Regions from separate parts of the Homo sapiens genome. Here region 2 is linked to region 1. Evidence: chromatin loops called from intact Hi-C (ENCODE). Cell type or tissue: heart left ventricle. All regions are shown on one strand. Each heading gives the region's core, and the rest is flanking DNA. Links, peaks and the distances in the headings are about the cores only.

The links. Peaks named below come from ENCODE experiments on the same cell type or tissue, not always from the same donor. Only the 100,000 strongest peaks of a DNase experiment are listed, where the experiment ranks them.
Region 2: it touches region 1 in a loop (3-fold over the local background); 59 of 110 quality-filtered maps call a loop at or near these places.

What each region holds. Positions count from the first base shown.
Region 1 is chr10:102,811,291-102,819,660 of GRCh38, forward strand. WBP1L (WW domain binding protein 1 like) reads left to right here. Exons shown (of 4, transcript NM_001083913.2): 4 at 1,305-4,972. The coding sequence ends at 2,041. Among named protein-coding and RNA genes, the nearest start is that of CYP17A1-AS1, 17 kb to the right of the region's middle. RefSeq lists an enhancer at 4,130-4,663. In heart left ventricle, for the core only: no CTCF peak of the experiment used is centred there; DNase peaks (open chromatin) are centred at 2,971, 3,401, 4,291, 5,151 and 2 weaker places; H3K27ac peaks cover 4,597 bases.
Region 2 is chr10:102,749,339-102,757,708 of GRCh38, forward strand. The region is part of intron 1 of WBP1L (WW domain binding protein 1 like); the gene reads left to right. Among named protein-coding and RNA genes, the nearest start is that of WBP1L, 9.6 kb to the left of the region's middle. In heart left ventricle, for the core only: a CTCF peak has its summit at 4,002 (motif pointing right); no DNase peak of the experiment used is centred there; H3K27ac peaks cover 2,922 bases.

The sequences.
Region 1 (8,370 bases), core at 1,615-6,614:
AGCAGAGGCTGCCATGAAAGGGGCGGGTTGGGGGGTGGCATTGGGACTTCTGAGCACCAAGAAACTTAGTGACTCTCTGAAGAGCACTTCCCGGACTTCCCTGGGGCTCCTTACATGTGACCTCTCATATGGTCAGTGGAGGCCCAGCTGTGCCAGTTTTCCAAAGCCAGTCTACAGTGTATTCTACAAAATAAACTTTCACAATTGTTTCTTTACAATTGTTTCTTTTTTTCTTTTTAAGACAGAATCTCGCTCTGTCACCCAGGCTTGACTGCAGTGGCGTGATCTTGGCTCACTGCAACCTCCTCCTCTGGGGTTCAAGTGATTCTTGTGCCTGAGCTTCCCAAGTAGCTGGGACTACAAGACCATGCCATCACACCTAGCTAATGTTTGTATTTTTAGTAGAGATGGGGTTTTACCATGTTGGTCAGGCTGTTCTCAAACTCCTGAGCTCAAGTGATCTGCCCGCCTCGGCTTCCCACAGTGCTGAGATTACAGGCGTAAGCCACTGTGACCCACCATTATTTCAGTTCCACATCTAGAGGGGTTAAGTGCTTAGCACAGTGCCTGGCATATAGTAAGTGCTCAATAAATGTTAGTAATGTTATATTATAATTAAATTATCTGTGTCATAAGGCATTCAGCACATTCAAAAGATAACTCACCTAGCATGTTTTTAATAAGCCTTGGATGGCAGAGGCCCCTTACCCTTTGCCGGTCACCCATCTGCTCCTGATCTGAGTCAAGGTGAAGCTTGGTTTGTGTTTCCAGACCACCTCCAGCCACAGTAGAGACAACAGAGATTTCTAACCCCCTAGCAAAAGACCCTACATAGTGCATTTGGAAGGTTAGGAGGAAGAAAAGTAGTTAAGAAGTCTGAAGTTAGGGACCCTGGCCCTGAGGCCTGTGGGACTTGGATGAAGGACACACTCTAAGCAAGAACATGAGACTTGTGTGCATGTGGAAGTGGGTCCATTCCAGGCAGAAGTTATTTTTTGGCCATCTACCACGTTTGCCTAATTCTCTGCCTTAACTCCCAACAGGCGTGAAGTCCTTGCCTACGAAGCAGCTTTAGGGGCTCTCAGATTTCAAGAAGCTAGGTTAGGCCCTTCCCAAACTGCCCCTCTCTCTCTGCAGAATTGCTCGCAGCTGTCTCTCCTCTGCTCACAACCAAGAGCTGTAGCCATCACTTGTTGGGTGCTCTGGGGTGGGAAGAGACAATGCAAATATTCAGTGGGAGCTTTGCAGTCTGCCTAGAACAATGACCAGTGCAGTAATTTCTCCTTCCTACCTCCCCATTTTAGGGTTTTTGCCAAACTATTTACTACCTCCTTATGAGGAAGTGGTGAACCGACCTCCAACTCCTCCCCCACCATACAGTGCCTTCCAGCTACAGCAGCAGCAGCTGCTGCCTCCACAGTGTGGCCCTGCAGGTGGCAGTCCCCCGGGCATCGATCCCACCAGGGGATCCCAGGGGGCACAGAGCAGCCCCTTGTCTGAGCCCAGCAGAAGCAGCACAAGACCCCCAAGCATCGCTGACCCTGATCCCTCTGACCTACCAGTTGACCGAGCAGCCACCAAAGCCCCAGGGATGGAGCCCAGTGGCTCTGTGGCTGGCCTGGGGGAGCTGGACCCGGGGGCCTTCCTGGACAAAGATGCAGAATGTAGGGAGGAGCTGCTGAAAGATGACAGCTCTGAACACGGCGCACCCGACAGCAAAGAGAAGACGCCTGGGAGACATCGCCGCTTCACAGGTGACTCGGGCATTGAAGTGTGTGTGTGCAACCGGGGCCACCATGACGATGACCTCAAAGAGTTCAACACACTCATCGATGATGCTCTGGATGGGCCCCTGGACTTCTGCGACAGCTGCCATGTGCGGCCCCCTGGTGATGAGGAGGAAGGCCTCTGTCAGTCCTCTGAGGAGCAGGCTCGAGAGCCTGGGCACCCGCACCTGCCACGGCCGCCCGCATGCCTGCTGCTGAACACCATCAACGAGCAGGACTCTCCCAACTCCCAGAGCAGCAGCTCCCCCAGCTAGAGCAGGTCCTGCCAGCACCCAGCAACTTGGCAAAGCAACCAGGGTAGGGGAGAACCACGAGAGAAGCATTAAGTGACTTTCAAAGACTTTCAGAGTACAGCCACTTGGTTCCTTTTTGTTTGTTTTCCTTCTCCTCTCCTGCATTTTCCTCCATCTCCAGGTACAGTTCGGGGTGTGGATGCCTCTTCCTCCACAAGGGCACAGTGTTGTGGAGGGCTAAGTTGGTTCTGTGACTCATTCCTCATACCCTAACTCCATCTCCTTTCTTTAAAGTCAAATCTCACCTACCTGTTTGGGTCAGAGAGATGTGTTTTAAAAGCCCCCAAGGAAGGAGGCTGGGACTGTGCCCTGACATGATTCTTGGTGATGGAATAGGTTTGTGCTCTGATTCTAGTTTAAGAGAACGTTGCTGTATCTCAGTCCAGGAGAGGCAGCCCATCTTGGCCCTGGATGAAGAAGGAAACCCACAGAGGCCCAGGGCTTGTCATTGGGCTGCCAGTGTCTGCCAAGCCAGCATTGAGCTAATCCTGTGGGAGGATGAGAGCTACTGGGCCGTTGTATGATAGGTTGGTAGGGGCTTGTTGATCTGTCAAATTCCAGGTGACAAGATCTATGCACCCCATGCGTCCTTGAGGGGCCTCTTCCCCGCAGGCTCTGGCTGGCCGCAGGCTGGTTCTGGTGTGAAAGGTTATACTGCCTTTTCTTTGTTTGTTTGTTTTTTTCTCTAAAAACAAACAGCAAAAGACAGCTGAAAACAAGAACTTCACCGGTGGGCAGGCAAGAATTCTCTTCTGGAAAATGACGTTTGTGGCTCTTTCCCAAGTTGGCCTTCAAAGAGCCTGCCTGCTGTTGAGCCAGAAGATGTCTCGTGTGAAGGCTGGGGTGGCGGCTGTCTTGGAACCTCTGTGAGCAGGAGGCCCTAAGCCGCAGCAGTGGATAGAGGTGCAGCTCTCTGCCTCTCTGCCCTTTGGTCTGTGTTCACAGGTGACCCGTGTCAGCCTGCATCGCAAGCACACACCCTGCGGGCCTTCAAGTCTCACTGTTCCGTATGAGGAAACAGACAGCGGACTGAGGAAGCGATGGCCCCAGAGAAAGGGCCCCTGTAGCCTGGCTCTCACACAGTATTTTATCTTTGATTCTGAATAAATATTTTTTGTGGGGTTTTTTTTTTTTTTTTGGTGGCAGTTGTTTGTTTTAAACTGACCACTTGGAAGAAACACCTTGGTTATCTGTGGTTTTCATGCCTTGTCCCTGCCTCTACCCCCACCCCTTTTGAGTCGGGTGACTCATTTTTCTGTGTAGAGACTCGGTGGCCCAGGCAGGAGGTGAAAGCAGCCATCCGGAAGGCCCTGGGGACCCTTGTGCCTGTTGCTCGCCTTCAGGTCACCAGCTGAGCTGCGATAGGAAAATCTGAATGGAGGCAGCAAACAGCCAAAACAAACATTCCCCACCCGGCCCTGTGCATATGAAGTCTTTCTTCCCCCAACTCTTGAACGATGATGATATTCAGACGAAGCATTGATGTTATGGAAGAAAGAAAGAAACAAACAAAATATATATATATATGTCCAAAAACAGACAAATCCAAGGGTGTGAGGTAAACGAGTGTCTGCATTTAGATTCCACAAAACCAAAATCCATGTTGAACAAAGTTAAGTCCGTACACAGTGACTTTTTGGGTGAGCCGTGTGTGTCTGTCTGTTGTGTGTGTGCCTCAAGCCCTGTTTTCCTGTGAAGATACTTTGAGTGGCAGCCATTCTCTCCACGTGAACCACACGTCTGGAGCACAGACAGGCCTCTCAAGGTCATTGATCTTACGCATTTACTGTTTACCGAACAAATGTCTGACTGTGTACTCGGGTGTACTCCGCAGCATTGTCGACTGCAGTCCCCTGTGTTTGCCAGAGATACTGTGCTCGAAGTAGAGGTTTTACTCTACTCATCACTGCGATTTGCACATTGCTCCGTGGACACTCGGAGGCCTGCGTTCTGTTCCCTATAAATGGAAGCGTGCTCTGAGCCTGTCTGCCTCCCTCGGCTGCTGCTGGTCCTCAGTACCAGCGCCCGGGGGTGTCCACAACCACTTGGGACAGAAGAAGGTGGAATTTCAGACAGAAGCTTGACTGGGTCTTCAATGACAGGCTTGGACTAGCTGTGGCCCAGACATCGGCCCTGCCCAGAATTGCCAGGAGGAGGCTTTGCAGGCTCTAGAGGAGCCGCAGGGCCTGCCTGCCTCTGGTGAGTCCAACAGGCACAAGCAAGCTGGCGTGTGGCCAGAGGTAGCCGGAGTGTGTCACAGCCCCTCAGATGCCTTTCCTTCCACCTTTTTTTATTTTTTAAGAATCCCAAATAACTCACTGAAGTGTCTCAAAGGCGAACAAGTTTTACCAAAATGAATCCTTTTTCAGTTAACAGATCAAATGGATGAGTTCTGAGCCTCTCAAGTTCCTTTCCCCAGTTAGAGTGGGGAACTGGGCAAGTGTTAACTGTGGGACTCACTGCAGCGTCCTATCCTAAAGGCACGAGAAGACGGAAATGCAACCTGCGGAGCTGGGCTTGGTTCCCAGGTCACAGTTTGGCCCCCGCTACAGGATGCTGCCCTGCTCAGAGAGAGATTTAATAGGGAGCTGAAGGAATCGTTAGGGGGCCAGGGAGATGTGACTGAGGCTGGCTTTCCACGTGAATGAGACGGGGTCGGTGGAGGGTTTGGTGCTACAGCCAGTCAGAAGATTTGCAAATGCGAACACATTCCTGTGTGAGGCACGTTACCCTTTGTCAGTTATTGTGAATATGTGTATTTTAAGCAATAAGATTCAGCTGGTCAGACTTTTCTGGGCAGTCTCAGTGACGCATTTCCTGTGCTGTGATTGTTCTGAAGACAGAGTGGCTCTAACCACTGTGAGAAGCCCAAATAAAAATTGATCCCAAAAATGCTACTGCTCTTTCTTGCTGCACTTTGTTCCCTCTTCTTCTTCCTCAGTCTTCAGGAAATTGCACCTCAAGATCCTAAACCACAAGCACTTTTCTCCACACAGAGACTGAGAGGTTGTCACACAGTCATTGAGGATAGGGCCCTGGGCCAAAGAGAAACCACAGGGCCAAGGGCAGCTGGACAGTGCTGCTGGGTCCACACTCTGTTCTGAGGAGTCCTCCCCTCTCTCTGTCAGGGTGTGTTCCTGATGTTTGGAATACTTTGGAAAGTCCCACAAACAGGCTAAAATCAGATCCCGAGAAAGCAGAGACAAGTTTTGTCAGATACCCTGTTGCTAAAACATGGCTTTTTTTTGAGACACAGTCTCACTCTGCCGCCCAGGCTGGAGTGCAGTGGCGCGATCTTGTCTCACGCAGCCTCTGCCTCCCAGGTTCAAGTGATTCTCCTGCCTCAGCCTCCTGAGTAGCTGGGATTACAGGTGCCTACCACCACGCCCGGCTCATTTTTGTATTTTTAGTAGAGACGAGGTTTCACCATGTTGGCCAGGCTGGTCTCAAATCTCCTGACCTCAGGTGATCCGCCTGCCTTGAGCTCCCAAAGTGCTGGGATAACAGGCCAGCCACCCTGGCCTGGGACTATAGGCATGAGCCACTGTGCCCAGCTATTTTTTTATTTTTATTTTTTAAATAACAGAGATGGGCTGGGCGAGGTGGCTCACGCCTGTAATCCCAGCATTTTGGGAGGCCAAGCTAGGCAGATCACTTGAGCTCAGGAGTTTGAGACCAGTCTGGGTAACATGGCAAAACACCATCTCTACAAAAAATACAAAACTTGGCTGGGTGTGGTGCTGTGTGCCTGTGGTCCCAGCTATGTGGGAGGCTGAGGTGGGAGGATGGCTTGAGCCCAGGAAGTGGAGGCTGTAGTGAGCTGAGATCACACCACTGCACTCCAGCCTGGGCAACAGAGCGAGACCCTGTATCAAAAAAAAAAAAAAAAAAAAAGAAAAAAACTATATGTATGTATATATATATATATATAGAGAGAGAGAGATAGGGTCTGACTGTGTTGCCCAGGCTGGGCTCAAGTGATCCTATAGAGTCTAACTATGTTGCCCAGGCTGGGCTCAAGTGATCGTACTGGCTTGGTTTCCCAAAGTGCTGGGATTACAGGTGTAAGTCACTGTGCCCGGCCAAAACATGGCATTTAAAAGAAAGCAAGCACTCTGAGAGATCTTTTTTGTTGATATGATAGACATGGGGGTATATGCTTGGCCTTGGAATTTAACACACAGTATAATGTATCGAGTTGCCCACTTTCTGCCCAGCACTGTGTCAGAGGCTCAGGATAATGTCAAAGACATAGAAGATGAGGCCTCTGCCCTCCAGAACTTACAGTCAGAAAGACAAAACATGGCCGAGCATGGTGGCTCATGCCTGTAATCCCAGCACTTTGGGAGGCTGAGGCGGGTGGATTACCTGAGGTTAGGAGTTCGAGACCAGCCTGACCAACATGGAGAAACCCCGTCTCTACTAAAAATATTAAAAAATTAGCCAGGTGTGGTGGCATGCGACTGTAATCCCAGCTACTTGGGAGCCTGAGGCAGGAGAATCGCTTTAACTCGGGAAGTGGAGGTTGTGGTGAGCTGAGATCGCACCATTGCGCTCCAGCCTGGACAACAAGAGCGAAACTCCATCTCAAAAAAAAAAAAAAAAAAACATACTTGTGTGAAATAGTTAATTAACAATATAAGTTAAGTTTGAGGTGAAGTGAATGGTACAGATTTGGAGCTTTTCAGGGAATAGTGGGAGGTAGTTTGAGGTCTTGAATGCCAAGCAAGAGGTCTCGGAGCTGATTTTAGGTAGTGAGGAAGCCACCAGTGTGCCAGAATCTGTCATTGTGGGCCAATGATTCTTTCCTAATACAAGGAGAGTTCCTTTGTTCATTTTACCATCTGCTTAAGACTGACCTCTTAGGTGTAAGTGCTTTTTTTTTTTTTTTTTGAGATGGAGTCTCGCTCTGTCGCCCAGGCTGGAGTGCAGTCGTGCCATTTTTGCTCAGTGCAACCTCCACCTCCTGGGTTCAAGTAATTCTCCTGCCTCAGCCTCCCAAGTAGCTGGGATTACAGGTGCCTGCCATGACGCCCAGCTTATTTTTGTATTTTTAGTAAGGATGGGGTTTCACCATGTTGCCCAGACTGGTCTCGAACTCCTGGCCTCAAGTGATCCACCTGCCTCAGCCTCCCAAAGTCCTGGGATTACAGGCGTGAACCACTGTGCCTGGCCAGGTATAAGTCCTTGTTTGAAGAACAGCTTGCTACTTCTCTGCCCAGGGAGGACACCCCTACCCAGCAAGACTGCAGATGGGCAAAGCAAGGTAGTACACATCCTAGGAACCCTCCAGGAAGGGGTTCCTGCCTCCATAAGTGGAGTGCTCACTGGTGGGCTGGCACCCAGGGGGTGCTGGCAAGTGAGTGTTGTCCTCCCTAGGCCCTGGCTTGCCCAGCAGTCAGCGCTGTTTTTTCTGAAGGCCAGTTTTAGCCAGACATGCCGCCACCCCTGTCTTTGACCCTCTGGCAGAGGACATTCCTGGCCTCTCGGTGACACTAGTGGAGTGGTTGCTGACTTGTTCTTTCTAAACTGTTGGGTTCCTTCAGGCAACCCCAGTAGGGCCATGCTAGCATCTAGAGACAGTTCTGTTCTAAAACCACGGGAAAGAACTGGGAGTATATCATTCTTGCCTTTGAGCTAATATCTGAGTGGCACAAAAACAAAATGGTGTAACTCTTAGGGGCTGGTTGCCAGAGGCTGTGCATGTACCCTGGGTGCCCAGGTCTAGAGGGGACACCATGCCATTGAACCCCAGGCTGGTGGGTCACTGAGTTCCTCATTTCTGTAATGAAGTATGACGTTGTTTGTCTCTGTTGCCCCATGTGACCAAGTGCAGATGGCGACAGTACCAACGCCCAGAACTGCAAAACAGAGTACTTTTGGTGAACAAGAATTTCAAGAAACTCCACATTCTTCAGTTTCCTGTTTTCAGCCAGGGGCGAAAACCGGGGTTTGACTCGGAAAAGGAGGGAGAAGTGGGTTTGGTTGGTAGCTTCTTGCTGAACCTGCTGGGAAGGGTTGTGGGTCTTGGGAGGATTTGGGTTCTGGCCTGGGGGCAAGTGTGGCCTCACTGAAGAGCTGAGCCTTTACTGAGCACCTAGCAGGTGCCAAGGCATGAGAATTCAAAGATGCCTTAGGACTGGCTCCTTTCCTTTTTTTGAGACAGAGTCTTGCTCTGGAGTGCAGTGGTGCGATCTCGGCTCACTATAACCTCCGCCTCCCAGGTTCAAGCGATTCTCCTGTCTTAGCCTCCTGAGTAACTGGGATTACAGATGTGCACCACGACGCCT
Region 2 (8,370 bases), core at 1,897-6,896, 62 kb before region 1:
TAGCTCACTGCAGCTTTGAACTCCTGGGCTCAAGCGATCCTTCTGCCTCAGCCTCCCAAGGAGCTAGGATTGTTGGTGCATGCCACCACACCTGGCCCTATATTTAATTTTTTTTCTTTTTTTTTTCTCTCTAATAAAAAAAATTTTTTTTTAAGTAGAGATGAGTGTCTCACCATGTTGCCCAGGTGGGTCTAGAACTCCTTGGGCTCAAGTGATCCTTCCACCTTGGCCTCCCAAAGTGTTTGGATTACAGGCGTGAGCCACCATGCCTGGCCTAATTTTTTTTAATTAAAAAAATTTTTTTATAGAGCAGAAGTCTCACTATATTGCCCAGTCTGGTCTTGAACTCCTTGGCTCAAGTGATTTTCCTGCCTCAGCCTCCCAAAGTGCTGGGATTGCAGGCGTGAGCCACTGTTCCTGGCCCTCCATATTTATTTATTTATTTATTTATTTTTTGAGATGGAGTTTCATTCTTGTTGCCCAGGCTGGAGTGCAATGGTGCAGTCTTGGCTCACTGCCACCTCTGACTCCCGGGTTCAAGGGATTCTCATGCCTCAGCCTCCCAAATAGCTGGGATTACAAGCACTGCCACCATGCCTGGGTAATTTTTTTTGTATTTTTTTTGTAGATACGGGGTTTCACCATGTTGGCCAGGCTGGTCTCGAACTCCTGACCTCAGATGATCTGCCCGCCTTGGCCTCTCAAAGTGTTGGGATTACAGGCGTTAGCGACCACGCCTGGCTGCCCATATTTAATTTTTTATATCAACTTTATTGAGATATAATCAGGTCAGGCGCAGTGGTTCACACCTGTAATCCCAGCACTTTGGGAGGCTGAGGCGGGTGGATCATTTGAGGTCAGGAGTTCTAGACCAGCGTGGCCAACATGGTGAAACCTCATCTCTACCAAAAATAGAAAAATTAGCGTGCACCTGTAATCCCAGCTACTCAGGAGGCTGAGGCAGGAGAATCGCTTGAGCCCCATAGGCAGAGGCTGCAGCGAGCCTAGATCACGCCACTGCACTCCAGTCTGGGCGATAGAGTGAGACCCTGTCTCAAAAAAAGAAAAAAAAACTTTATTGAGGTAATTTACATGCCAAAAAAATTCACCCTTTTAAAGTATACATAAATTGGTGTTTCAGTATAGTCACAGAATTTGTGACTATCAGTGCTAATTTTAGCATATTTTCTTTTTTTTTTTCTTTTGAAACGGTGTCTTGCTCCGTCGCCCAGGTTGGAGTGCAAACTCCGCCTCCAGAGTTCAAGCGCTTCTCCTGCCTCAGCCTCCTGAGTAGCTGGGACTACAGGTGCCCACCACCACACCTGGCTAATTTTTTGTATTTTTAGTACAGATGGGGTTTCACTGTGTTAGCCAGGATGGTCTCGATCTCCTGACCTTGTGATCCGCCCGCCTCAGCCTCCCAAAGTTCTAGAATTACAGGTGTGAGCCACCACGCCCGGCCCAATTTTAGCATATTTTCTTTACCCCAGAAAGAAACCCCATAGCCATTAGCAGTCACTTCCCTTTCTAGCCCCTTTTCTTCCATCCCTTAGTGACCACTGATCTACTTGCCATTCCTATGGATTTGCCTGTTCTAGACATTTCATATAAAGTGAATGGTACACTATGTGGTCTTTTGTGGCTTATTTCACTTACCATAAGGTTTTCCTTTCTTTTTTTGAGACAGAGTCTCACTCTGTCACCCAGGCTGGAGTGCAGTGGTGTGATCTTGGCTCACTGCAACCTCTGCCTCCTGGGTTCAAGTGATTCTCCTGTCTCAGCCTCCTGAGTAGCTGGGACTACAGGTATGCACCACCATGCCTAGCTAACTTTTGTATTTTTTAGTAGAGATGGGGTTTTGCCATGTTGGCCAGGCTGTTCTCGAACTCCTGACCTCAGGCGATCTGCCCGACTTGGCCTCCCAAAGTGCTGAGATTACAGGTGTGTGCCACTGCGCCCAATCAAGGTTTTCTTTTTTCTTTCCTTTTTTTTTTTTTGAGACACGATCTCCCTCTGTTGCCCAGGCTGAAGTGCAGTGGTGCAATCTCAGCTCACTGCAATCTCCACCTCAAGCAAACCTCCTATCTCAGCCCTCCTAGTAGCTGGAGCTACAGGTGCGCACCCACACCCAGTTAATTTTTGTATTTTTTGTAGAGATGGAGTTTCACCACGTTGGCCAGGCTGGTCTTGAACTCCTGGGCACAAGCGATCTGCTCGCCTTGGCCTCTCAAAGTGTTGGGATTACAGGTGTGAGCCACCACACCTGGCCAATGTGATATTTACTTAAAATAATTTAAACTAAATAGCTGTATGTAGATAGTGACTACATATTGGAGGATACTGATCTAACAACTTTCCAGAGTAGGGATTTGGTACAGTCAAACCTAGTGGTCATGTCATGAGCTCTGGGGTCAGACCACCTGAGTTCCAAATTTGATACTGTCCTTGAGCAAGTTACATAACCTCTTTGTGCCTCAGCTTCCTCATCTATAAAATGGGAATTGTACTAGTATGGGGTTGTCATGAGGTGAAAAGACATAATATATGTAAAGCTCTTGGAATATATTCAATGATTAATAAGTATAATAATAATTATCACCATTATTGCTGTTGGCAGTCCTCAGAGTGTATTATGGTTTGTAAGTTAGTGTCAACTCCCAGACTAACTTCAGGAACTGAGATCTGGAGATTTTGCAAGTGACTTTCTTTATTCTGTTCTATGTCTGAATTTAGGTTTGGGGAGAATTTTGTCCTTCCAGAGGACATTAGTCACTGTCACAGCTTGGGAGTGCCACTGGTATCTAGTGAGTGGAGGCCAGGGATGCTGCTTAGCATCCTGGAATGCTCAGGACAGCCCCCCACGACAAAGACTTTTCCAGCCCAGAATGTCAGTGGTCCCGAGGTGGAGAAATCCTGGCTTAGTGGGACCTGCTGTGGCCTTACCAGGTCCTGTTCATTATTGCAGAGCTTGGGGTCAGCTTTCTTGCAAGAACAACATAGCATTGTGAAGTGTATGAAATAACCTTGGACAGCGAGTTTTCGGTGGGACTTGAAGCTTTGATATGCCGAATCTCACTGCCTTTCAGGTTTGTTGATGTATGTGGTCAGTCAGCTCTGTCTTGTCAGCCAACATCAAACATTTTGAAAACACGTTTTTTTGATTTGTGATTCAGTAAGCAGGTGAGCCTCCCTTATTTACCCCATCTTGAACTTTCTTTCCTCTTGCTTTGATCTGCTCTGTGGTTTTATTTTAAGAACATGATTTGCTTTGCTCCCAGTGAAAGCCTGATGGTCAGTTATTTTCTGTGTCCTCCATAGTCCTGCAACCAATCTGAACTGAGTCATGTTCTTAGAACTTTTTCCTTTCCCCATTCCAAGTCCTGGCTCTACTCTGATTTTCGGCCTCAGGAATGTTGGTTTGCTCTCACGCACGCTTAGCCTGTGGAAATCATTAGGTGTTCTCAGGGTCTGTCACAAGAGAAGCTAAGTGTCCTGGACCTCAGGGTGGCTGTGTCTTGAGGAGAGTCCTCTTTTCAGGCCCCCAAGAGGCAGCTCATCTGTGGATGTTTGAGCCGTCGGGTCTTTGTTGTTGTCATGGGTATCTTGCATGGCTTTGGATTCAAAACTTCACCTGTCTTTTGAATGCCTGTCCACCCATACCCTTGAGAGGACCTCTTGCTTTCCTGCCATCAGCTATTAGGACTAACACTTGGGAGATCATCAGGTTCCAGGTGGTAGAATGGCTTGGGTTGGTTCCTTGCTCCTACTACCCCATTCATGGACACCACTGGGGCCGCTGATCCCACTGTAACTGCACAGCCAGTAAGAGCAGCCACTGAGTGATGGATTATCCTGCCTCCGCCTCTCAAGTAGCTAGGACTACAGGCACACGCTACAGCAACAGAGGGTCTTGGTGGCTTCTCTCCTTGGTGGCATACAGTAGACAGGCTGAGGTCTGGTCTGTGGGCACCTCCCTTTTGAAACATCCTTTTCAGTTCCACTAGGTGGAGCAAAGTCTGGCCTGAAAACTGCATGCTATGTGGAAACCACAAAGAAACACAAGTAAATCCAGAACATTGCAACCTGGGAGGTCAAGAAGGGGGAAACAAATCCCATCCTATTGAATTTTAAGGCTTGTTGATACAATTCTGAGCTTTCCTGATCTGGGGATTAAGTAGGTCATCCTCTCAGACTTGCAGATCACCCGTCTTGCATGGTCTGGGTTTTTGGGATATGCTTGCTTACTCAGTTACATTCCCATAGCTCTGATTTATTTACTTTTGGTTTTCTCCTTTCCACACTTTCTTCTGTGGGAAATCAGAGGAGTTGTTTTTCTTCTGCTCCTGGTGCTGTCGTCTTCACAGTGCCAAAGCTAAGTTTTGATTCAAGATCTCAGGTGTTTAAAATAATTTAACTTAAACATTTTTGGAAGAGGTAAAAATAAATGTAAGATGTTACAAGAATATCTGTGGCTTGGAAGGGTGGGTCCTAGAATGGAGAGTTACAAAAACATGTCTGTTTTGATTTTTAAATATCTAGCAAGACAAATGTTATGTTGTAACACTTTTATTACACATTCTTTCAGATCAGAGGCATGCATTCATGGAGAAAATATTCGTATTTTTCAAAATTCTACATGTTACTTTTTGGTTTGCCATTTCCTAATTTATTTTCCTCATTTAAAATTCCACCTGACAGTTTCATCAAACACAGAAACAACAAGGGAAAAAACCACAGCTTAGTTTATTGATCAGATTTAAATATTTTTCTCTCTTAGTAGTTCATTTGGGAGAAGAAATTACTATTTGGCTTTCTACACCAGGATGTTGGAATATTGTAACTCTTTGGAACTTAAATACAGAATTGAATAGTGTGAGTTCATCCTGCTTACTCCTTTCTTTTTCCCTGGATAATTTGTCTTTAAGTTTTGCAAATCCCTTTGCTACATTTGGGAGGGGGTAAGGAGCATAAAACCTACCCCAGTATGATTTGGCACTATGGCTGACTTTCCATTTTTCTTCCTTAGAGCTGATTGCTGCTTTTCTTTGAGCTTTAAAATACCTTTCACCTTTTTTTTGGAGATGAAGTCTTGCTCTGTTGCCCAAGCTGGAGTGCAGCGGTGCGATCTCAGCTCACTGCAACCTCCGCCTCCCAGGTTCAAGCGATTCTCCTGCCTCAGCCTCCCGAGTGGCTGGGACTACAGGCATGTGCCACCATGCCTGGCTAATTTTTGTATTTTAGAAGAGATGGGGTTTCACTATGTTGGCCAGGCTGGTCTCGAACTCCTGACGTAATCCACCTGCCTCGACCTCCCAAAGTGCTGGGCTTACAGGCATGAGACACCGCGGCAGGCCCCTTTTTACATTTTTTGTTTTTGTTTTTTAGCGTCAGGGTCTCGCTATGCTGCCCAGGCTGGAGTACAGTGGCGCAATCATAGCTCACTGCAGCTTCGAACTCCTGGGCTAAAGCGATTCTCCTGCCTCTGCCTCCCAAGTAGCTAGGACTACAGGCACACACTACAGTGTCCAGCTAATTTTGTTTTATTTATTTATTTATTTATTTATTTATTTTTTGAGATGGAATCTTGGTCTGTCACCCAGCTTTAAAATACCTTTCACCTTTTTTTTTTGAGATGAAGTCTCGCTCTGTCGCCCAGGCTGGAGTGCATTGGCACGACCTTGGCTCACTGCAACCTCCGCCTCCTGGGTTCAAGCCATTCTCCTGCCTCAGCCTCCCCAGTAGTTGGGATTACAGGTGCGCACCACCATGCCCAGCTAATTTTTGTATTTTAACTAGAGACGGGTTTCACCATGTTGGCCAGGCTGGTCTTGAACCCCTGACCTTGTGATCCACCCGCCTCAGCTTCCCAAAGTGCTGGGATTACAGGTGTGAGCCACCGCACCTGGCCTTGTTTTATTTTTTGTAGAGGTAGGGTCTTGCTATGTTGCCCAGGTTGGAGTACAGTGGTGATTCCCAGGCATAGTCATAGTGCACGGCAGCTTTGAATCCCTGGCCTCAAGTGTTCCTTCTGCCTTAGCCTCCTGAGTAGCTAGGACTATTACTTTTTATTTGAGATGGAGTTTTGCTCCATTGCCCAGGCTGGAGTGCAGTGGTACAATCTTGGCTTACTGCAACCTCCGCCTCCTGGGTACAAGTGATTCTCCTGCCTCAGCTCCCTGAGTACCTGGGATTACAGGCACACACTACTATGCCTGGCTAATTTTTGTATTTTTATTAGAGATCGGGATTTCACCATGTTGGCCAGGCTGGTCTTGAACTCCTGAGCTCAAGTGATCTGCCTGTCTTGGCCTCCCAGAGTGCTGGGATTACAGGTGTGAGCCACTGTGCCCAGCCTACATTCTTTTTAAATGACACAAAAACAACACGTGCTCATAACAATGTTAAATAATAGATTTTAAAATGTTGGCCGGGCGCGGTGGCTCATGCCTGTAATTCCAGCACTTTGGGAGGCCAAGGCAGGTGGATCACGAGGTCAGGAGATCGAGACCATCCTGGCTAACATGGTGAAACCCCGTCTCTACTAAAAATACAAAAAATTAGCCGGGCGTGGTGGTGGGTGCCTGTAGTCCCAGCTACTCGGGAGGCTGAGGCAGGAGAATGGCATGAACCCGGGAGGCAGAGCTTGCAGCGAGCCAAGATGGCCTATGGCTCAGGCTAGAGTGCAGTGGCTAGATATAGACAACCATATATCTATATATAGTCTATATATAGAGAACCATAACATTGTTTGGTATGGGTAGGGTTCTTTATTTGTTTTAAAAACAAAAATGTGGCCGTGCGTGGTGGCTCATGCCTGTAATCCCAGCACTTTGGGAGGCCAAGGCGGGTGGATCACGAGGTCAGGAGTTCGAGACCAGCCTGGCCAACATGTGAAACCTCGTCTCTACTAAAAGTACAAAAGTTAGCCAGGCATGGTGGCGCATGGCTGTAGTCCTAGCTACTGAAGAGGCTGAGGCAGGAGAATCACTTGAACCCGGGAAGCAGAGGTTGCAGTGAGCCAAGATCGTGCCTCCATACTCCAGCCTGGGTGACAGAGCAAGACTCTGTCTCAGGGGGGTGGTGGGGGGAAGGGATCATTTGTAATGTAGCATTTCACAAGATGCATTTTTTTTTAACCTTAATATACTGTGGACTAATTTCCATATTGTAGATACTCCTCTGATTTCTTAAAATACCTGTATTCTGTTGCTTTATACCGTGATTTATTTAAACACTTCTCCATTGTTAATGGAGTTTTTGCCATTTCACACAGTGCTACGTTGAACATTGTTGTACTTATTTCTTTTTGCAATTGTGCTAGATTCCTAAAAGTGGAACTGAGGATTGTGTGGTTATAGGGTATGCACATTTAAAGGCTGGAGTAGATAGTGCCACGTTGTTCTCCGGTATGGTTGTATCAGTTTACATTCGCATCAATAGGATCTGCAGGCCGGGTCCACTGGCTCACGCCTGTAATCCCAGTACTTTGGGAGACTGAGGTGGGCAGATCGCTTGAGCCCAGGAGTTCGAGACCAGCCTGGGCAACAGAGCGAGTCTCTGTATCTTTGAGACAGAGTCTCGATCTGTTGCCCAGGCTGGAGTGCAGTGGCACAATCTCAATTCACTGCAGTCTCTGCCTCCTGGGTTTAAACAATTCTCGGGCCTCAGCCCCATGAGTAGCTGGGATTACCAACGTTTGCCACCACACCTAGCTAATTTTTTTGTGTTTTTAATAGAGACAAGGTTTTGCCATGTTGGTCAGGCTGGTCTCAAACTCCTGTCCTCAATGATCCATCCATCTTAGCCTCTCAAAGTGCTGGGATTACAGATGTGAGCCACCACACCCAGCCCAATTTTTAAATTTTTTATAGAGACAGGGTCTTGCTATGTTCCCCAGGCTGGTCTTGAATTCCTGGCCTCAAGTGCTTCTGCCTCAGCATCCCAAGTAGCTGGGATTACAGGCACAAGTCACCGCACCCAGCGATACTATTATTCTTGTTTGCACATCATCGTGCCCTTGAGTGAGAAGAGTGATGGGGTCACCGCCAAGGCGGATGGGCACTGTTTGTCAAGTATGGGGGTCGTCACCCATCTTGACCACAGGGCTAGACCACATGTGGCTCTGTCTGCTCTCATACACAGTACTGTGCTGCAGTGAGGGGGATCCTTAACTTCTGTCCCCAACCTCCATTTGGCACTTCCTGTTCTCAGGGGAAGATGGTTTCTGAGCCTTTTTTTTTTTTTTTTTTTTTTTGTTGATACAAGCTCTCCCTGTGTCACCCAGGCTGGAGTGCAGTGGCATGATCATAGTTCATGGCAGCCTGACCTCCTGAGTTCTAGCGATCATCCCACCTTAGCCTCCTTAGTAGC